Regions from separate parts of the Homo sapiens genome. Here region 1 is linked to region 2. A link is an interaction called in ENCODE POLR2A ChIA-PET data of the cell type or tissue named here. Cell type or tissue: PC-9. All regions are shown on one strand. Each heading gives the region's core, and the rest is flanking DNA. Links, peaks and the distances in the headings are about the cores only. Region 1 has its middle 4.8 kb from the start of MIR7846. Region 2 overlaps TNFRSF8 (TNF receptor superfamily member 8).

Region 1 (5,368 bases), core at 83-5,082, 88 kb before region 2:
TCAGCTCCTACAGGATGGTGTCCTCCTGGCTTCTCCTGCTGAGGCCGCCTTACCTACTAGGAAGCACTTTGGGATGGAGATGGTCAGGCTGGCCTCCTCGCTGGGGTCCATGGTTGCCTGCCCTTTGCTGCGCACCAATAGCAGCCCAGCTAACTCTCCGTGCACCCTGGCTCACTCCAGCAATGCTGGCTCAGGTCCATCCAGCCACAGGCTCCTTTATTAAGCACCTACTGTGTGCCAGCCCTGGAGTGCTGGGGACTCAGCAGTGGACAAAATAGACAAGAATCTTCCACCTGTGTTATGGTCCTTAAACTCCTGGGATATGAAGCCCCCAGATGGCTCCCTCGTATCCCCTCCTGCTTGGCCCAAGGTAAGAGGAAGTGCCCTCTCCGCTCCAAAGGGCAGCAGGGGGCACTCAGCCCAATGGTGACTCCTTCCCCAAAATCCTCTCTCTTGGCTTCTCCAACCCCACATCTTATTTAGGCTGGAGGTGGCGATGGCCAGTTCTGGCTGAACCAGTTTGTCTCTCCACATGACCTGCACACGTGGTCCGGGACTTTTTCTTCAGTGTGGGTGGGGGGGGGATTGATCTTGACACTCACCATATTGTACCTGCCACTGGGGAATATGGTAAAACTCAGGGACAGCAGAGGCAGTGTGGAGGGCCTGGACTCTCTCCTTCTGCCCCACAGCCCAGCCCTGGCTCTATCTCCCACCCATGATGCTCTGGGCCTCCCGATGAGGCTCTGGCCTTCAGGCTCTGTCCCCGAATCTGCCTTTCCGTGGAGTGGTCAGGCCCAGCCCTGCAAAGCATTAGCCACTCATGCCACTCTCCTAGCCCAGGATTTCTCAACCCAGAGGTCATTTTACCCCCTCTCCCTCCCCAGCACATTTGGCAATGTCTGGAGACATTTTGGGTGGTCGCAGCTGCAGGGGGCAGGGAGAGGTGCTGCTGGCATCTCACAGGTAGAGGCCAGGATTCTGCCAAACATCCCACAACGCTCAGGACAGCCTCATCCACAGAGAATTATCCAGCCCAAAACGTCCAGAACGCCAAGGTTGAGAAGCAACCTAGCCCATGGCTCTCCATGGCCTTTAGAACTGATTTCAGCCTCCTCCACAAGACACTGGAGGCCTTCATGTCCTGGCCCAGCTGGCCCACCAGGCAGAGCCCCACCACGAACCCCAGCTCTACAGGCCAACTCCCTGGGCATTCGGAGCAACCCTGAGTTCCCACCTCCATGCTTTTGTCCATGCAGGTTCCTCTGCCTGAGGTGTGTTTTCCTCTTTGTTTGTTTGGTGATCACCTACTTGTCCTTCCAGTCACAGCTCCACTCGTGCTCTCCTGTGAAACCACCCTTGACCACACCCCAGCAAGCTGGGCAGGATAACATGGTACGTCTACAGACTATTAGCATAACACTTACTCCGGTATTAGTTGCTTACACGGCCCTCGCCTCTCTTAGTAATTGTGATACTAGCGGTTATGGAAAGATGACTTACACACTTTATCTTGCACCAGGTGGGGGGCAAGCTTTATGGTATGCTTATCCAGCTAATACGGGGTACAGCGGGTTCAAACCTGGTTTGGTGGCCTCTCCATAGCCAAGGGGCTCTTCTCAGCATGGAGCTCTCACACTGCTGAACTGTGTGATACCCGAGGGTAGGGGGACTTGCTCTTGGTTCCCTCTATTTCCCTTGATTGAGTCCCTTCTTGTGCATCTCCTGTATGTTCTGGCCCAGGAGATACCTAACGGGGGGCTTGATAAAGTTGAAGTGAATAAGGACCAAATACAGGATGAAGGGTACGCAGGAGGCGATGAAGGGATGAAGACTTGAGAGAATGAATGAATGAATGAATGAATGGGTACATGGATGTCCGGGTCAAGGCTCAGGAACCCAGTCCAGCCCAATCACTCCTAGGCCCTGTATACCCAACCCAGACTCCCAAGCCATGCATCTGGTAGACTCCCAGCCCCACAGCGCAGAAAAGTCCCCATTTGCTCCTTGTTGACAACACAGTCTTCAAGCAGAGATGGAACTGTGGCCCTCAGGTCCTCAACTCAGGGGCTGCATGTGCAGAATCTGAGCTCTTGGCCAGACACTCCCTGGAGCCTCTCCTCACTTCCCAGCTCAGTCTACAGCCCTCAGAGGTCCCCTGACATCTCCCACCCCAGTAGGTGGATGACTGCACTCCTGCAAGCGAGGGTGGAAGAAGGCAGGGCCACGGGCAGGCCACGTGTGCGAGGACAGCCGGTCTGTCCACTGACAGTTATTGAACACCTACTGTGTACCGGGCATTCTAGTGGATCTTTTGGAGGAGTGGCTTTCCAGCTTCAACCAGCATAAGAATCATCTGGAAGGCTTGTGAAACATGCAGAGTCCTGGGCCCCACGCCCATGTCTGTTGAGGGCCTAATATCTGGCTTTTTAATGGACTCCTCAGTGACTGAGGGGCACCTGCTGAGAAACCGTACAGAGGGTTGAGGTGCAGCAGGTGCTGTGTGTGGCTGAGGGCAGTTTGGAAGGCTGAGCTGTGGTTGTGCTGGGAGGGGCTCTTTCCACCATGGGGAGGTCTCCATGCAATATTCTTTTTGGAGTGAGCTTTCAGAGCCAGCCACAAAGCCAACTCCTTCTGACCTGGCCTCAGGGTCCCAGTGGGAATCTATCTTACAGGGTTGCTTGGACAGCGGGAACCCTACTCCTTCCCTGCTTAAGGCTGGCCCACAGCCAGGGCAAGTAACCTTTTCTTGTCCCTCAGTCCTGCTTATCTCAGCGCCCTGAATGTGCCGGGCCAGCCCCTTGATGACTCATGTCCTAAAATCACGAACAGGAAGCAGCATTTGGTGTTAGCCACAGCTCTACAACTGCCTGCTTCATCTGGCCCTCCTACCGGTCCTCCTCCCTTCCCTGGGGCCACATCTTGGGCTGAGCTGGCCATACCATGCTGTGGGCTGGGGGCACCGAGAAACACCAGCTCTTGTCCCCATCTCCTTCCAAAGAAGAGGAGGGCCTGGGGGTGCAGCACCCCCTCTCTCCCAGTACTCAAAGAGGACCACAGGCAATTTGGGGAAGGAAGCCAAGAGAGCCTCCAGGCCTCCTTCTCCCCTTGCTTCACTAAAACCTCCCTGTTCTGAGTGGCCTCTTCCCAGGACTCAACGCCAGAATCAGTCCCAGACCTTCTGGAGAAGACCCTTGGTTTCTAAACCCAGCAAGTGGGACTAGCTAAGTCTCAGGAATCCCCATTCTAGCCCCCTTCCTGTGTGACCTTGGGCTAGTGCCTACCCCTCTCTGGGCTTCAGCATCCTCATGTGTGACATGAGGAGTTGGATTTCAGGGGAAGCAGGCTGGTTTCCCCCCATATGCAGCTCCACTTGGTGATGGCTGCCTAGGGCTCTGTGTTGAGAAGGACTCTGAGCCTGGGCTCTGCAGGAAAGGATGCAGGATGGAGCAGCCCGGTGTGCCCTGGGCGGGAAGGGGTTGGCCTCAGCACAAACACCTGGCCTTTGCCATCTCTGGATTAGACCAAGTGCCCCTCTTGTCCTGAAGTTGTGTGGAGTGGGGTGCAGATGTGTGGGGTGGGTGCACCAGATGTGTGCGGTGGGGCACAGCAGGGCTAGGCTTGACTCCAAACCCCTGCCTTTATCGGCACAAGGCAGGTCTTGCCTGACCTGTGGGAATGATTGCCCAGGTAGAGGGGTGCACAGTTTGCCCTTTATGCAGAGCCTTTTCCTGACAGGAAATTCTCCTTTTCATCCTACTGCAAAGCACACTGCTGTATTTTACACACAGCAGTAACATTTTTTTTTTTTGAGACAGGGTCTCACTCTGCCACCCAGGTTGGAGTGCAGTGGCGCAATCACAGCTCGCTGCAGCCTCAACCTCCTGGTCTCAAGTGATCTTCCCACCTCAGCCTCCTGAGTAGGTGGGACCACAGGTGCATGCCACCATGCCTGGCTAATGTATTTTTTGTAGAGACGGGTTTTCGCCATGTTACCCAGGCTGTTTTCGAATTCCTAGGCTCAAATGATCCTCCCACTTCTGCCTTCCAAAGTACTAGGATTATAGGTGTTAGCCACCATGCCCAGCCTTTTTTGTTGTTGTTGTTGAGACAGAGTTTCGATCTGTCGCCCAGGCTGGAGTGAAATGGCTTGATCTTGGCTCACTGCAACCTCCGCCTCCCCCAGCTTCAAGCGATTCTCCTGCCTCAGCCTCCCAAGTAGCTGGGATTACAGGTGCCCACCACCATGCCTGGCTAATTTTTTGCATTTTCTTTAGCAGAGACGGGGTTTCGCCATGTTGGCCAGGCTGGTCTCAAACTCCTGAGCTCAAAAGTGATCCACCCACTTCAGTAGCCTCCCAAAGTGCTGGAATTACAGGCATGAGCCACCATGCCCAGCCTTTTTTTTTTTTTTTAAGTTTTCTTCTAGTTACACTTTATCTTATTATTTTTAATAGTAGAGAAGGGTTTCACTATGTTGCCCAGGCCAGTCTCAAACTTCTGAGCTCAAGTGATCCACCCACCTAGGCCTCCAAAAGTGCTGGGATTACAGGCCCCACTACACCCAGCCTCCCAGCAGTAACCTTTTTAACCCTACATTATCTTTGTTTAGATTTTTTTTTTTAGAAATTAAAAAAATTAAAGCATCATATAAAAAATCCATATTCCACTACCCAGAACTGACCAGTGGTAACAGCCAGGGTTGCCCTCACTCCTCCCTGAGCCCGCTGGCCCGGCCGCCCTTGCTGGAACACACAAAGCATTCTCCCACCTTGAGGCCTTCGCACTGGCAGTTCCCTCTGCCTGGATCACCTTTCCTCCAGATACCTGCATGACTCACTTCCCCTTATCAGTCTCTGCTCAAATGCCACATCCTCAGAGAGGCATCCCTGGCACCCCGCCCCCGCCCCCCCGCCCCCAACCAAAATAGCTACTTTACTTTTCTTAATAGCAGTTGTTATAATTTCTCTTTGGATCTGTTTATCATCTGTTTCTCCCATGAAGGCAGGGAACTTGTCTGTTTTGTTTTGCTCTCTGCTGGGTCCCCAGCAGCTAAGAAGCTGCACAGATATCAAATATATATATATAAAATGTGTGTGTATATATATACATAAATTTTTTTTTTTTTTTGAGATGGAGTCCCGCTCTGTTGCCCAGGCTGGAGTGCAGTGGTGTGATCTCAGCTCACTGCAACCTCTGCCTCCTGGGTTCAAGTGATTCTCATGCCTCAGCCTCCCAAGTAGCTGAGATTACAGGCATGTGTCACCATGCCTGGACAATTTTTTTTTTTTTTTTTTTGAGACGGAGTCTCTCTCTATTGCCCAGGCTGGAGAGCAATGGCGCGATCTTGGCTCACTGCAACCTCCGC
Region 2 (5,368 bases), core at 235-5,234:
TCTCTAACACAGCCAGGAAGGGTTCTCTGCTTTTAAGGACTCCTGTGATTAGATTGGGCCCGCCCTGATAATCCAGGATCATCTTCCTGTCTCAAGATCCATAGTATCAGGTTTCAAGGATTAGAATGTGTGGACATTTGGCCAGGCGAAGTGGCTCGCACTTATAATCCCAGCTCTTTGGGAGGCTGAGGCAGGAGGATCACTTGAGCTCAGGAGTTTGAGACCAGCCCGGGCAACACGGCAAAGGAGAAAAACCCGTCTCTACAAAAGATACAAAAATTAGCTGGTTGTGGTGGAATGCACCTGTAGTCCCAGCGACTCGGGAGGCTGAGATGGGAGAATCTCTTCAGCCGTGGTTGGGCCACTGCACTCCAGCCTGGGTGACAGGGTGAGACCCTGTCCCAAATTAACAATGTAGAATGTATGGACGTTTTAGGGGACTATGCGTCTACCGCCACACCCTCGCTCCTAAGCAACCACTAGACTATACCACCACACGCCGAACTCAGTAGTCACCTCCTAACTGTAGGACTCTGAACCCCTCTCTCCACACTCAGTGCTCACTTGAGCTCCAGACCAAGAGACTACCTGAAACTAAAGTCCTCCTCCTCCACCTCTTTAAACACACCCATCCCTGGCCACAGGCTCCATCCCTGGCCACAGGCAGCACCTCTCACAGTTGTCCCACTGCAAGCAGGTGCCGAGTTGAGTTTTCCCCAGTTCCTGCACAGCTGAGAAAGAGTGTGCAGGGCCCCATGCTGCCTGGCCCCAGGGTTGGAGATAAAACCCAAAGACAGTGGACACGGAAACAGCATAGAGGGTGGAGCCTGGAGTCCCTGGCTGGAAGGAACTCAGGGACAGGCAAGCACCTTGAAATGATTTTTGTGTAAGAGTTGAAGAAAGAAGAAAAAAATATGAAAAGCGGCTTACCAAAGACAGGTTTATTTTGGAGAATAAAACTGAGGCCGGGCACGGTAGCTCACGCTTGTAATCCCAGCACTTTGGGAGGCCAAGGCAAGTGGATCACCTGAGGTCGGGAGTTTGAGACCAGCCTGACCAACATGGTAAAACCCCATCTCTACTAAAAATACAAAATTAGCCGGGCATGGTGGCTTATGCCTGTAATTCCAGCTACTCGGGAGGCTGAGGCAGAAGAATCGCTTGAACCCGGGAGGCAGAGGTTGTGGTGAGCCGAGATCACGCCACTGCACTCCAGCCTGGGCAAGATGAGTGAAACCCCATCTCAAAAAAAAAAAAAAGAAAAAGAAAAAAAAAAGAATAAAACCAAGAAGGCCTTCTGGCCAATTTCGTTCAGCAGCATTGTTTTTATGGACTAAGGGTATTTAAGGGTTCTGGGATGGGAGCTTTTCGCAGGCTAGGAATGTTTCTGTGTGGAGGAGAGTTTTACTGTATGCTGGGAATGTCTCTGGTCAGAGGGGAGGTTATCTCAGGGCTGGCATGTCTCCAGTCGGATGGGGGTGTTGGAATGTTTCTGGTTGGAGGTGTCATTTGTGGTTTATGGTCATGCTGACGTTAGCCGTTAGGCTGATGTTTTGGGGCTGGATTTAGGCGGTTTTTAATCAAGGAGAATTTAAAACGGCGATGCTTGTCCAAGATGGTGACGCTCCTGCTCTGTCAGTTAGCAAGAATCATACCATCCTCACTGGGTCCCCAGGACCTAGGGTGATATATTCACATATGTGCTCATATACGTCTCCTTACATGGCAAAGGGGAATCAGGGTGGTAGATGGCATCGAGGTTGTGAACCCGCTGACTTTCAGATGGGAGATTCTTCTGGATTATCCAGGGGAGCCCAGTGCAATTTAAGGGAACTTAAAAATGCAAGAGGGAGGCAGAAGAGAGAGTCAGGGAGTCAGAAAAAGAGATGAGTATGGAAGCTCTTCACTGTCATTTCCCAAACAGCGTTTCATCAAATGCTGGGGCTACCGGATGGTAACAGATGATAGGCAGAACACGGACAGGCGCAGCGGTTCACACCCGTAATCCCAGCTCTTTGGGAAGCCAAGGTGGGAGGATTGCTTAAGCCCAGGAGTTCAAGACCAGCCTGGGCAACATAGCAAGACCCTGTCTCTTTAAAAAAAAAAAAAAATTTTTTTTTTGGCAGAGTCTCACTCTGTCGCCCAGGCTGGAGTGTAGTGGTGCAATCTCGGCTCACTATAACCTCTGCCTCCCAGGTTCAAGCGATTCTCCTGCCTCAGCCTCCCGAGTAGCTGGGATTACAGGCATGTGCCACCACACCTGGCTAAGCTTTGTATTTTTAGTAGAGATTGGGTTGCACCATGTCTCAAACTCGTAACCTCAAGTGATCCACCTGCCTCGGCCTCCCAAAGTGCTGGGATTACAGGCATGAGCCACTGTGCCCGGCCTAACAAAATTTTTTTTTAATTAGCTGGGCATGGTGGCATGTGCCTGTAGTCCCAGCTACTCAAGGAACTAAGGTGGGAGGATTGTTTGAGCCCAAGAATTCGAGGTTACAGTGAGCTATGATTGCAACACTGCACTCCAGCCTGGGCAACAGAGTGAGACCCTGTCTCATAAATAAATAAACAAACAAACAAACACAAATAATCACTGGAGTCCATTCGAGAGGTTTCCATTTTAGATCACGGGGCTTCTCAGAACCTTTGATGTGGTTACTTACTCTTTGATTCTCCAAGGAAGGGTATGGGAGCTAGTCAGAAAACTCTGCAATGTTTCTCAAACTTCGTTGGCCATAGAACCTTTTTTTCTCAGAACTGCCATTGCCAGAAAGTGAGTTTGAGGCCGGGCCTGGTGGCTCATGCCTGTAATCCCAGCACTTTGGGAGGCCGAGGCGGGCGGATCACTTGAGGTCAGGAGTTTGAAAACAGCCTGGCCAATACAGCGAAACCCCCTCTCTACTAAAACTACAAAAATTAGCCTAGCGTAGTGGTGCACGCCTGTAATCCCAGCTACTCAGGAGGCTGAGGTAGCAGAATCTCTTGAAGCCGGGAGGCGGAGGTTGCAGTGAGCCAAGATCACATCAGTGCACTCCAGCCTGGGTGACAGAGTGAGATTCTGTCTCAAAAAAAAAAAAAGAAAGAAAGAAGGTGACTTTGGGACATGTTGCCTTTGGCACTAGGGAAGCATTAAAGGGTTTCAGGGTCATTAATGTGGTGGGGAGGTGGACAGGATGGAGGAGAGCGAGTCCGTTTTAGCAAGATCACGCCTTGAGTCCGAATTTAGCAACTGGTCGATCCTCACTTCCCACCAAGAAATCCCTCCTGCCTCCCAGCAATCCCGTGCCGGCTCCATGAGCCAATTGTTGAGACTGCAGGGATCCTGAAGATTCCAGGGCCGAAGCAAGTGTTGGAGCTGCATCCTTAGCTACAACTCAGACAAGGTAAAACCCACCCAGCCCTGAAGTACGTTCCCGGGCAGCAACAGCCGCCACGGGACAATGGCAGCTACAAAGAAAAATGCAGTGGGCTGGGTGCGGTGGCTCCCACCTGAAGTCCCAGCACTTTGGGAGGCCGAGGCAGGCAGATTATTTGAGGTCAGGCGTTTGAGACCAGCTTGGCCAACATGGTGAAACCCCATCTCTAGTAAAAATACATAAAAATTAGCCAGGCGTGGTGGTGGGCGCCTGTAATCCCAGCTACTCGGGATCCTGAGGCAGGAGAATCGTTTGAACCCGGGAGGCAGAGGTTGCATTGAGCCACGATCTCACCACTGCACTCCAGCCTGGGCGACAGAGTGAGACTCTGTCAAGAAAATGAAAAAAAAAAAAGAAAAAGAAAAAGGGAAAGGGAAAAGGAAAGGGAAAGGGAAAACGAAAGGGAAAGGAACGGAAAGGGAGAAAGAAAGAAGAGAAGGAGGGAGGGAGGGAAGGAAGGAAGAAGAAAAGAAGAAGGAAGAAGAAAGGAAGGAAGGAAGGAAGAAAAGAGAGAGAGAGATGGATATAGTGGACCTGAAGGAAAAGGAAGCGGGGCCCAGCTCCCTGGGAGTATTCGACTTTCTGATCCTCTTGGAGGTGCCTTAGGTTCCTGCGCCAGCCTCAGGCCAGTTGCTCAGAAGGGGCTTGTGTATTTACTTTTTGTTTGTCTGTTTGTTTGTTTTTAAGACAGGGCCTTGCGGTCACCCTGGCTGGAGTGCAGTCCTGCGATCATGAACACGGCTCACTACAGCCTTGACCTCCTGGGCTCACGTGATCCTCTCACCTCAGCCTCCTGAGTAGCTGGGACCACAGGTGTGTACCACCATGCCCGGCTAATTTTTTGTTGCCCAGGCTGTTCTCAAACTCCTGGGCTCATGAGATCCTCCTGCCTTGGCCTCCCAGAATGCTGGGAATACAGGCGTGAGCCTTGGCGCCCAGCCTGGTGTGTTTCCTTGCCCACCTCCCTCTCCCAGACTATGTGTGGGGAAGGGGCAGGGCACATGCCCCCCAGACCGTTTGGAGAGAGAGGAAACTCTTGGCCTGGCCGCTGCGTCCTGGCCTCCCTCACCCGAATCAAGAGTGGGAAGGGTGCCTGCCCAGGCTGGGAAGGTGAAGGTGGGGTTTAGGAGTTTCCTGGTCTCAGCAGGTTGGAACCATTTCAGTAAACTGTGTGGAGGCCACATTATCTGTGCACGCACTCTCTGAGAGCAGGAACCGTACCTGGCAGGCAGCAATCCGTCAAGAAAGTTGATGGCTGAAATGAAGCTGTGGGCGACGCCTCTAGGAGTTCTTAGCCCCCTGGAGGACCCAAGAACCCAAGGGGAACCTGCTGGGTGGGGCTTCCAAAGCAGGCCCCAGGCTCGCCCCAACCACCAGCACTGATGTGCTGTTTAACCTCTGACCCCTTCTGCTGCCTCCAGAGCCCTGGGCAAAGCTGGCAAGGACAATGGCACCATCTGTGGTGCAGAGCCTCATCACTGCAAACTCTGGAGGCTCCTTCCCCTACTGACCCAGGCAGAAGTAAAGATGGGCTCCTCTGGACTCCCGCAGGCCCCAGACAGTCCCCTACGCAGTACTGGCCACCCTCTCTTCTGTATTCCCCTTCCCACACTGCCCCCCATCGAGGGCAAGGACTGGAACTGGTTCATCTCCATGGCTGTATCCATAATGCCCCACATACAACAGGCACCTAATAAGGCTCACCTTTATTTGCACAGCACTCACTGTGTCCAGAAGCTGCTCTCAGCACTTGACACATATTAACTCATGTCATCCTTACACCAGCCCTACAATACAAGGTAGCTACTGTTATTAGCCCATTTTATAGATGGGGAAACCGAGGCACACAGAGGTAACTTAACTTGCTCAAGTCACCATCTAGTGTCAGAAGCAAGGGATAACCTTGACAGGCTGACAAAAAAGTTCATACCTTTAACGAAATGCTCTACTGT

The links. ChIA-PET counts read pairs that join two places held together with the same protein. Peaks named below come from ENCODE experiments on the same cell type or tissue, not always from the same donor. Only the 100,000 strongest peaks of a DNase experiment are listed, where the experiment ranks them.
Region 1: POLR2A ChIA-PET joins it to region 2 with 17 read pairs; 4 of 35 experiments call an interaction of 5 or more read pairs at or near these places.

What each region holds. Positions count from the first base shown.
Region 1 is chr1:12,159,456-12,164,823 of GRCh38, reverse strand. No RefSeq gene overlaps it. Among named protein-coding and RNA genes, the nearest start is that of MIR7846, 4.8 kb to the left of the region's middle. RefSeq lists enhancers at 1,214-1,313, 1,654-1,753, 2,183-2,312, 2,823-2,962, 2,471-2,980 and 2 more. In PC-9, for the core only: no CTCF peak of the experiment used is centred there; DNase peaks (open chromatin) are centred at 2,803 and 4,823; H3K27ac peaks cover 1,681 bases.
Region 2 is chr1:12,071,995-12,077,362 of GRCh38, reverse strand. The region is part of intron 1 of TNFRSF8 (TNF receptor superfamily member 8); the gene reads right to left. Among named protein-coding and RNA genes, the nearest start is that of TNFRSF8, 11 kb to the right of the region's middle. In PC-9, for the core only: no CTCF peak of the experiment used is centred there; no DNase peak of the experiment used is centred there; H3K27me3 peaks cover 1,281 bases.